Linked DNA regions of Homo sapiens: region 1 is linked to region 2. The links are chromatin contacts, found by Hi-C or POLR2A ChIA-PET in ENCODE. All regions are on one chromosome and are shown on one strand. Each heading gives the region's core, a stretch centred on a gene start or an enhancer-like site at or near the end of the contact. The rest is flanking DNA. Distances are from core to core; before and after follow the strand shown.

Region 1 (5,537 bases), core at 1-2,500, 180 kb before region 2:
GGAGGTTGACATCTAAGTTACAAATATAATGCACAAGCATTTCAAAAAGTAGGGGAAAAAAAAGAAAAAGAAAAAGAGAAGCAGAAAGAAGGGGGAAAAAATCACTCATCCCTGCCAGGCACGGTGGCTCACGCCTGTAATTCCAGCACTTTGGGAGGCTAAGGTGGGAGGATAACTTGAGTCCAGGAGTTCAAGACCAGCCTGGGCAACATGGCAAAACCCTGTCTCTACTAAAATTACAATAATTAGCTGGGCGTGTGGCGCATGCCTGTAATCCCAGCTACTTGGGAGGTTGAGGCAGGATAATCGCTTGAACCCGGGAGGCGGAGGTTGCAGCGGGCTGAGATTGCGCAACTGCACTCCAGCAGGGGCGACAGAGTGAAACTGTGTCTCAAAAAAAAAAAAAAAAAAAAAAATCACTCATCCAGATAGCTAGGTGTGGCCTAAGGAGCTTGCGGCCTACGGAAGGTGTGGCCGAAGGAGAGGGGAGGGGTCATCTTTAATGATGATGGAGGGGAGGCATTGGTCATATACCTGAGAGTCAAGCTTTGTTCATCGTCAGATGAAAGCCAACTTCTTCCACCAGATTGCCTCCCAGCTGCTAGGTAGTTTCCTGTGGTACATCTTAAGCGGTAGGTTGGGATAATAGGTCCCTTCCAGGTCTTAAAGATGTGGATTAATAAGAACAGAATTTTCTACAACAATAAGGAGGATGTCCCCTATTTTAGGTGAATAAGCGTATTGCATAAGCACATGGGAAGAAAGGTTAAGAACTCTAAGACCGTAAATTTCCAGTTGTAGAAGCCTCTTGAAGGCGGAAAGCCCTTTTTTGAAAATTATAGGCGATATGATCTCCTCCAGTGGACCTAGCACTGGGTTAAGAGTCTCTCCAGACTTGTCACTGCAAGTCACGTACCTTTTCTAGGACTAAGTTTCTTCACTGGAAGATGAGGAGGTTGCACTAGATGACCTAGAAATTCCCTTCCAGCTTTAAATTCCCTCTTGTGTCACTTGCTGGACTTGTTCTACTGGACCTGGCGCTCCCCTGCTCCTCCCTTAGCTGCTACGTCCGCATCCCGCACCAGAGGGCGCCACAGGCTGGCCCGGGGCAGCGTGCGGTGGGCGGAGAGGCAGAATTAGGGGAGTCTCCAGGAGGCGTGGTGATTGGCCGCCGCCGGGCGGAAGGGGGCGTGGGGAGGGAAAGGCCGAGCAGCGCGGTGACGTCTCGCTGGCGGGGGCGGGGCCGGGCCGCGGAGCGTGTGACGCTGCGGCCGCCGCGGACCTGGGGATTAATGGGAAAAGTTTTGGCAGGAGCGGGAGAATTCTGCGGAGCCTGCGGGACGGCGGCGGTGGCGCCGTAGGCAGCCGGGACAGGTCAGTCCGAGACGAGAGAAGCGGTCAGGCAAGTGGCGGAGGGAAGCGCCGGGCCTGGGCCGAGGCGGCCAGCGGGACTGGGGCGCAAGGCCCGGCGGCGGGGAACGGGGTGCGGGGAGCTGCCGGGGTCCGCGGACAGCGTCACGGCGGCTTCCTGATGCTCCGGCCCGCTCCGGTCAGCCGTCGTGCGTTGCCATGTAGGCGCCCCGCTGACCCTGCGCCCCCCCGCCCTTGGACCCCCATAGCTGCTTGAGTGAGTCCGAAATACGGGCCTCCTTCCACCCTACTCTTTGCCCCCTCTTGGGCCTGGTGGCTTCGTCTTCTCCCACTTGTGAGAACCCCGTCTCAGGCCCGGGGGCCTCTCCCATTCCCCTCCCCTGCCTCTGACCTCTTCCTTCACCCGTTTCTGGTGTTCCTGAATCCACTGCCCTATCTAGCGAGAGTCTTCTCTGGGATCTTTTCCTCTGTCCCCCTCGTTATCCTTGTCTCCTGCCTTCATCCTCCCATCCTTGCTCTCTCAGGCTTTACTCTCTCTCCCCATCCCTGTCCCCTTCTTATCTGTGGTCTGATCCCTCCTAGTATTATGGGTCCCCATCCTCTTCCCCAGGGTGTTCCTAGGCTTTTTCCAACTCCGTGCCTGCAGTCCCTGTCTCCCTAAGACTCTCACCTTGGTTCCCTGAGAGGCCCTGTTTTTGCTCCTTTTTCCGATTTCCTTCGTATCAATTCTGTCCCCTACATTCCTGTCGCCCACCTCCTTTTCTCTCCCTGTTCCTTTCCCCTGCTTCAGGGAGAAGCCTTAGCTCCACACTCTACTCTACTTTCACTTGACCTGCAGTTGACATAACCATGGGGTGGGGGTGGAGGTGTTCAGACCTTGATCGAATTAAGAGGCTGATTGACTAAAGGAAATAACAGATTGTGTGGGAGAATGTACGTGGGTGTTGCATCAGAGATGATGTCCAATTTGTAGGCCATTCTTCTTATCTCAGCTTTAATACTTCCCCTTTATGGGGCTGTTGACTTCCAGGAACCCTTGGGGGAGACGGCGCTGAGCTGGATGTGTGCCACGGGTAGCCGGAGGCTTTGTCCAATTCTTTTCCCCTTCCAGGAACCGGGGTTTTGTGTCTTTCCACTCTGGATGTGTGGAATACACTTATACCATGATACCCCAGCCTCTCTCTGCCCTCACTCCCACCCTCCACCCTGTGCTCCATCCGAAAGGACTAAGAGAATTCTCCAGAAGCTGTGCTCCAGAAAATACTTGTGGTCCTCAACCTTTTTTCTGTGTACTGGCTCCAGAACTTTTTTTTTTCCCGTTTGAGTTTTGAAATAGATTGCTGGCCTGATAGCCCTGGGGCTGGCGGGCATCTGTCCCCTTTTATTATTGGTGGCTTGAAACAGCTGCTGATTTTCTCTCATATCTCTTTGACAATCTTTGGCCAACTGAATGTGCCTCTGATGTTGGTCACTGAACATGTTCTCTTGGAGTCTCTTCTCCCTCTTTTTTCTTTGTTCTTTTCTGAATCTAGGGAATCCAAATTGTCCCTCTTTTTCCCTGGGAGCTTAATTTCCTCTGTATCCAGGAGGAACGGCAATCCCAGAGCTCTGTTCCCTTTGCCCAGGCATAGTATGAGGTATCAGATTGATAACTACCCTGGTGGGCTGTGGGGCTGCAGTAGTTAGACCTTGTCAGGAACTTGAGCAGACACATCTGCTTCCAGTCACATAGATCATCTTCTCTGGGGCTTGAGAGCCCACCACCTTCCATGTGTGTCTGGATGTTTAACCTTACCAAGCAGAAGATTCTCGTCATATCCTTCAGTTTGAGCTCCTTTATTTGGCGTTGGTTCTCTAAAGAAGTATTCAAGAAATAACATATCCTTTGTTTCTACCCAGTCTGATCTTGGAGGATTCTGAAAGCGTGACCCACTCTCATGTTTAGAAATGAAGGCTCATTGTTTCACCTGGCCCCAGGTTTCTAGGGGCTCCTCTTTTGATGATTGTGCTGTCTTTGAGCCAGATTGGACATGGGAGTTGGCAACCTTTAGGAGCTGCGGTGGAGAGCCAAAGGAACCAGCTTGACCAGACTTTAAAGTTTTGTAATCCTCTTGTACACTGTTTTCTGTGAAAGCAATAGGATTGTGGATGGCCTGTTGTTGAGCCAGTCCCTTCTCCACTGACCCCCAGACCCCCTTTGCAGCACTTGCAAAGATTTGGGTAGACTGGACCAGAGGGTTTTCCTTGTTCCTGTGAATAGCATCTCTCCAGGGTTTTAGTGGATCATTCTAAAGAGGTAGAGGTCAAGTGTTGGACAGATTTTTAGTCTAGTCTCTGGCTTTCAAGGACTCCTCCTTACTCTTTTGAGCAGTTTGTTACTTCTGGCCGTGCTTACCCCTTAGTAGTGCTCTCTGCTGTGGTGGCAGGTGAGAGATTTGAGAACAGGTCAAGGCCAGTCCTTGTGGAGCAGCTTGGGCACCAGCAGCCCTAGATGGATAGCTTCTTGCAGTTTGTCCACTCTCATTTTCTGAGAAGGTAGTCATGATTGTCAATTACCAAATTCCTTCCCCATTCAGTGATTTTTGCAGAGTCTGGGTCTGGATTTTCTTTCCTTCTTTCTTTTCTGACACAAGGTTTTGTTCTATTGCCCAGGCTGGAGTGCAGTGGTGCTATCATAGTGCACTGTAACCTCGAACTCCTGGGCTCAAGGGATCTTCCTGCTTCAGCCTCCAGAGTAGCGGGGACTACAGGTGCACACCACCACACTCAGCTAATTAAAAAACAATTTTTTTGTAAAGACAGGCTCTCACAATGTCTCGAACTCCTGGCCTCAAGCAGTCCTCCTCACCTTGGCCTCTCAGAGCACTGAGATTACACTGACTGCTCGTTCAGGTGCCTTTCTCCTTGCCTCTTCACCATGGCCTTCTTGTGTGATATATGCCTTAACCCATTCAGGAAGAATTGCTCCTACTCAGCCTTTCAACCCGACCTGTGGTCCCTTAGACGCCTTCCCTTAGGGCCTGGTAAGAGGATAGACAGTGTAGAGCACTAGCCTGGGAAGCCATTAGGCCTCTGCTTTGGGCCTACAGCTGTCCTGACTGTTGTGCAAGCTGTCTTCAGGGCCTGCAGATTCTGGCACATCCTGGGATAGTGCAGCTCCTCTCTCTCAGGAGTTGGACCTGTCACTTTTTTTTCGTTTTTTTTTTTTTTTTTTTTGAGATGGAGTCTCGCTCTGTCGCCCAGGCTGGAGTGCAGTGGTGCGATCTTGGCTCACTGCAAGCTCCATCTCCCAGGTTCACGCCATTCTTCTGCCTCAGCCTCCTGAGTAGCTGGGACTACAGGCGCCCGCCACCACGCCTGGCTCATTTTTTTTTGTAGTTTTAGTAGAGACAGGGTTTCACCGTGTTAGTCGAGATGGTCTCGATTTCCTGACCTCGTGATCTGCCCGCCTCAGCCTCCCAAAGTGCTGGGATTACAGGCGTGAGCCACCACAACCAGCCTGGACCTGTCACTTCTAAGGGCTTCAGCTATATCCTGTCCCTGAGGCCCACCTCCCTGAGTGCTCTCTGCAGGCTGGGAAGCTGAACAGTGGTGCCTTGCTCCAGTGCCTCTGAAGGGCTTGGAAATTGCAGGACACAGCTTTACTGCTCAGCATTGCCCACACTGGAAACATTCTCTTCCTCCCTACCCAGGTCTCTGTGGGCTTTGTCCGTTCTGCCAGGCCCTTGCTTATATGATGTCAGAAGCCCTGTGCCCGGTGCCATTGTCAATGCCATGTCCCAGATTACCTAATGGCTGCTTCTTGGAGATGGTTTGGTGTCCATGCACATTTTTCTCTGCCGTTGGAGCCAGGGTGAGGAGCTGCTTGCAACAGCTGGATTCCAGGGTGTCAGAGGAGCCCTTGGAGCTTGCCTTGAGCCTGGCAGGGAGAACATGGCCCCTTGCATCAGGTTTCAGACATATGGGTCTTCTTCCTTGGCAGATGGCTCCTAGCCTTCATAACTCAGCAGGCTGGTGATTGGCATGTGACTCCAGTTCATTCTGCAGGGGCTTTGGTGAAGGCATCAACTATGACTCAGGACATCTTCATTTATGAGCTTCTACCCAGCTCCCTTCTTACCTTGCCTGCGCCTTCTGCGCCGACCTGATAAAATCAGCAAAGCCAG
Region 2 (5,350 bases), core at 888-3,387:
CCTTACCTCGAGAAAAAAAAAGTGGAATCTGACAAGTGATGCTACTGGGGGCCTCCATGGCTTTTCACAGAATCCATGTGAATCTGAGCTGGCCCCAGCAGAGTCAGGAATCCCTGGGTAGACACAGTTCTTCCCTCTGCTCACACATGCCCAGGCACAGGCTGCTCTCTGTCTTCCGAAGCCATCATGCTGCACAGGGACAGCTGCTTGGGAAGCTTTTCCACCCATGAGGCCAATTCTGTCTCAGTACAGCACCCCTCTGTGGTCCACTGGGCCCCCCACAGTGGGACAGTCACAGTCTTAGTTCAGCCAGAGAGGGGCCTCCACCCTCCAAGCCCCCAAGGACCCAGGGGTAGAAGCAGCAGCAGTCCCCTGGTCCTCAGCTCCTATGCCCAGGGCAAGTGAATGGGGACCAGATCTGCAGATCTGTTTCTGTCCAGTCAGGCAGAGACCAATAGGAGAGATGGATGAGGGCCGGAGCCAGAGGACAGACAATGAGACAGGTCAGGCTGTTGTGGTGCGGCGTGAGGTCCATTCAATAGCTATTCATTGAGCCCCTACTGTATGCAGGGCACTTCTAGGCACTCCACTCACAGCAGTGAACAGAATGGACCAAAGTCCCTGCCCCTGAAATACTCAAAAGATGTCCTTGAGCCTCTGCGTCCCATCCCTACTTCCCTCTGTGTTAACAGGAGGGGTGCCTGTGCACCTTTCCTGTGTCCATGCCAGTCCCCCCAAGAGGGGCCTGACTGCCCTGCTTGCTTACCCTGGCTCAGTCGGTTGAGTCCAGTGGTGGGAAACTCGGATTACCGGCTGGATCCTGTGCCTGCCTCTGTGCCCGCTCTCTTTGATGGCTAGCCCCTCCCTATGGGACAGTGATCTTTCTAGAACAGAAAAGAGCAGTTCTCTTGATAATTGGCGAGTAGTCCAAACGGGGTGCGACTGATGGAGTAGTGATACTACTATTAGCAGTAGCAGTAGCTGTATTCATTGAGAGCTTGCTGGGTTCCAGGCACTGCTCTAAGTGCTTTATCTGCTGTATTAGCTCGTTTAATACTCAACAATTAGGCCCTGCAGGGTGGCTCACGCCTGTAATCCCAGCACTTTGGGAGGCTGAGGCAAGAGAACTGCTTGAGGCCGGGAGTTCAAGGCTGCAGTGAGCTACGATCACACCACTGCACTCCAGTCTAGTCAATAAAGCAAGACCCTGACTCAAACAAAAAAAGAAAAAAAAAACTCGACAATTTTACATGATTTACAGTTTTCACACCTGTTTTACATTGGAGGAAACTTCACGGAAATGTGCAGTCACTTGCTGAAGGTCAGTACCCAGCAAAGCCTCCCTCCAGAGCCGCTCTGGAGCCACCCCACCCCACGCTAGGGGCAGGAGGATCAGAGCCCCTGCTGCAGGCTGGAGGCTGTCCCGAGGTGCACGCCCTCTGCTGCAGCTGCATATTTGTGAGTCCCCGGAGCCAAACACTTGGCTAGCACCCCCAGAGCAGAGGGAAGAGCCCCGAAACAGAATGGGCGAGTTCAGAGCAGTGGCTGTCACTCTGGCTGCCCATCAGGATCCCTCCTGAGCCTTACAGCGCCCTAGACTGGTTCATCAGAACCCCTGGTGTAGGGCCCAGGCGTCAGCATTCGTCAAGGATCCCCAGGTGAATTCAATGTCCAGCCAAAGCGGGGAACTACCAGGGTAGAGGCCTTGTGGCTTATTGGAAATAGTTGTGGGTTAAAACCCACCTGGGCTTGAGACTTGGCTCCGTCATTTCAAGCTGTGTGACTCTGCGCCAGTCACTTAATTTCACTGAGCCTCAATGTCCTCAGCTGTGAAAAAGGGGTAAGTCCCTCTACCGTACAAAGGGGTTGTGAGGGTGGAATGAGACAGTGTCTGCAAGGACTCTAGCACGTAGGCTCCATCTTTACTAGTAAGGAGGGGGCAGGACAGACTAGGCTGGCAGAGCGGAGGCAACGACTCATCATCGCTGGAATGGGTCTGTGGAATGTGTTGGGACCCCCGAACCCCAGGCCCTCCCACCGTGGGCTTTCAGCTCTTCCGGGAGCTTAAGGCTTCTGACGGGGGCCAGCCCAGGCTTGGAGTGGGAGGGCGGGGAGGGTGCACTGACTTAGCCTTACCACCAGGTGGCGACACGAACACACCCACCGGGGAGGACACCGGCCCCGCGGAAGGTGAGGATAACTGGGAATACCAGGCATGTTACAGGACTTGGTTTTGGTTTGGTTTGGTTTTAGTACTAGGTACATATTTTCTTTCATTTCCATTGACTTCGTGCCACAGTCCTGTGGTAGCGCCACTGCCCTCCTTTAGCGGGTGAAGAAACTGAGGTGGTGCTGGCAACTAGGATGTGAACTCCACATCCGCTTCCTGACCACGGAGTCAACAGCAGTCAGAGCTGCAAGGGAAAGCGTCAAGTCCCGCGGTTCCTAAACCTGTCTGATGATAAAAATCATCCAAGGCTCTTAAAAAAAAGAAGAAAAATATCCTGGGCCACAGGCCAGATATTGAATTAGAATCTCCTGGGAAAAGAGGCCTGAGAATGTGTGTGGTTAAGAGCACCTGGCCGGGCGCGGTGGCTCACGCCTGTGATCCCAGCACTTTGGGAGGCCAAGGAGGGAGGATCACTTGAGGCCAGGAGTTCAAGATTAGCCTGAGCACATAGTGAGAGCCTGTCTCAATTTAAAGAAAAAGTTAAAGGCCGGGGGTGGTGGCTCACACCTGTAATCCCAACAGTGGGAGGCCGAGGCAGGCGGATCACTTGAGGTCGGGAGTTTGAGACCAGCCTGGCCAACATGATGAAACCCCATCTCTACTAAAAATACAAAAATTAGCTGAGCATGGTGGCGGGCGCCTGTAATCCCAGCTATTCGGGAGGCCGAGGCAGGACAATTGCTTGAACCCAGCAGGTGGAGTTTGCCGTAAGCTGAGATCGTGCCACTGCACTCCAGCCTGGGCGACAGAGTGAGACTCTGTCTCAAAAAAACAAAACAAAACCCAAACAACAACAACAAAAACCACAAGAGCACCTGTTTTAGAAATAAGGATCTGTTTCCAGAGAGGAAAGTGACCTGCCCACAGTCACACAGTGAATCCCCTCTAAGCTCCTATCGAAGCTCCTCACACCCTCTAGTCCAGAAGCCAGGCCACTCCCCACAAAGACGAGACCCTCTACCAAATGACCCAGCAATCTCAATTCTGGGTTTATGCTCAAATGAAAGCAGGGTCTCGGCCAGGCGCGATGGCTCACGCCTGTAATCCCAGCACTTTGGGAGGCCGAGGCAGGCAGATCACGAGGTCAGGAAATCGAGACCATCCTGGTTAACACGGTGAAACCCCGTCTGTACTAAAAAAAATACAAAAAAATTAGCCGGGCGTTGTGGCGGGCGCCTGTAGTCCCAGCTACTCGGGAGGCTGAGGCAGGAGAATGGCATGAACCCGGGAGGCGGAGGTTGCAGTGAGCTGAGATCGTGCCACTGCACTCCAGCCTGGGCGACAGAGCGAGACTCTATCTCAAAAAAAAAAAAATATGAAAGCAGGGTCTCGAAGAGATACTTGTACATTCATGTCCTTAGCAGCATTATTTGCAGTAGCTGAAATGTGGAAGCAACAGTAGTGTCCATCGTCTGATGAATGGATGAACAAAATGTGGTGTACCCATACAGTGGAACATTATTCAGCCTGAAAAAGGAAGGACATTCTGACACAGCTACAGATGGAGGAACCTGGAGGACATTATGCTAAGTGAAGTAAGCCAGACACAAAAAGACAAATACTGTATGATTCCACTTATGGGAGGTATTTAAAGTAGTCAAATTCATAGAGACAGAAAGAATGGTGGTTGCCAGGGGCTGAGGTAGGGGGAATGGTAAGTTACTGTTTAATGGACACAAAGTTTCAGTTTTGCAAGATGAAAGAATTCTGGAGATGGATGGTGGTGATGGTTGCACAACAATGTGAATGTTACATTGAAAAATGGTTAAAATGGGTTGGGCCCAGTGGTTCATACCTGTAATTCTAGCACTTTGGGAGGCCAAGGCAAGAGGATCACTTGAGGCCATGAGTGGTCAAGACCAGCCTGGTAACATGGTGAGACACCCCGCCCCTACAAAAAAAAATGGTTAAGATGGTAAATTTTATGTCATGCATATTTTATCACACATATACACCCAGAGCAGAGGGCAGTGCACCCCCAGAATACACACACACACACACACACACACACACACACACACACACACGAGACAATCTGCGCCCAGTCTGATTTTTTTTTTTTTTTTTTTGAGATGGAGTCTTGCTCTGTCGCCCAGGCTGGAGTGCAGTGGTGCAATCTCAGCTCACTGCAACTTCCGCCTCCTAGGTTCAAGCGATTCTCCTGCCTCAGCCTGCTGAGTAGCTGAGATTACAGGTGCCCGCCACCACACCTGGCTAATTTTTGTACTTCTTTAGTAGAGACGGGGTTTCGCCATGTTGGCCAGGCTGGTCTCAAACTCCTGACCTCGGGTGATCCACCTGCCTGGGCCTCCCAAAGTGCTGGGATTACAGGCATGAGCTACCACGCCTGGCCCTGATTTTCTTTATCTTTTTTTTTTTTTTTTTTTTAGTGAGATGGTCTCACTCTGTTGCTCAGGCTGGAGTGTAGTGGCTCCATGATCATGGCTCACTGCAGCTTCCTGCCACCACTACTGACTAAATTTATTTATTTATTTATTTATTTATTTTAGAGACTATGTCCCGTTGAGTTGCCCAGGCTGGTCTCAAACTCCTGGGCTCAAGCAATCCTCCCACCTCTGTGGTCCAAAGTTCTGGGATTACAGGCGTGAACCACCACGCCCGGCTGATAGTTCTTCATTGTTGTTTAAATTTATGTGAATATTTATTAGATCTAAAGTAGAATGTCCAGAATTTGCTACTGTCCTTGACAGCCTCAGAATGATTTTCCCCAAAATGTTAGTATCCAATTTATAATATACTGAAGAAAACAAATCCATGGTTATTGTTAAAATAAGTCAATAAAACTGCTAAGTTGGCCGAGCACGGTGGCTCACGCCTATAATCCCAGCACTTTGGGAGGTTGAGGCAGGCGCATTACCTGAAGCCAGGAGTTCAAGACCAGCCTGGCCAACATGATGAAACCCCATCTCTACTAAAAATACAAAAATTAGCCGGGCATGGTGGCGGGCACCTGTAGTCCCAGCTACTCAGGAGGCTGAGGCAGGAGAATCACTTGAACCCAGGAGGTGGAGGTTGCAGTGAGCCGAGATCATGCCACTGCATGGAGCCTGGGCGACAAAGTGAGACTCTGTCTCAAACAAATAAACAAACACAACAAAA

What was found. A loop is a pair of places that touch in the nucleus more often than their neighbours do. ChIA-PET counts read pairs that join two places held with the same protein, here RNA polymerase II (POLR2A). Pooled maps may share reads with other maps.
Region 1: a pooled map shows a loop between it and region 2 (4-fold over the local background). The contact joins the promoter of PPARD here to the enhancer-like site in region 2. A Hi-C loop is called at or near these places in 6 of 50 pooled maps. POLR2A ChIA-PET finds 5 or more read pairs at or near these places in 6 of 52 experiments (GM12878, H1, HEK293 and 3 more).

Annotation. Positions count from the first base shown.
Region 1 is chr6:35,341,308-35,346,844 of GRCh38, forward strand. It overlaps PPARD (peroxisome proliferator activated receptor delta), which reads left to right and starts at 1,251. Exons shown (of 8, transcript NM_006238.5): 1 at 1,251-1,374. RefSeq lists silencers at 1,103-1,312, 1,493-1,632, 1,663-1,712.
Region 2 is chr6:35,520,859-35,526,208 of GRCh38, forward strand. No RefSeq gene overlaps it. Among named protein-coding and RNA genes, the nearest start is that of TULP1, 11 kb to the left of the region's middle. Within about 2 kb of position 2,138, at least 5 of the 41 ENCODE cell types and tissues checked have a DNase peak (open chromatin) inside an H3K27ac peak, as active enhancers do.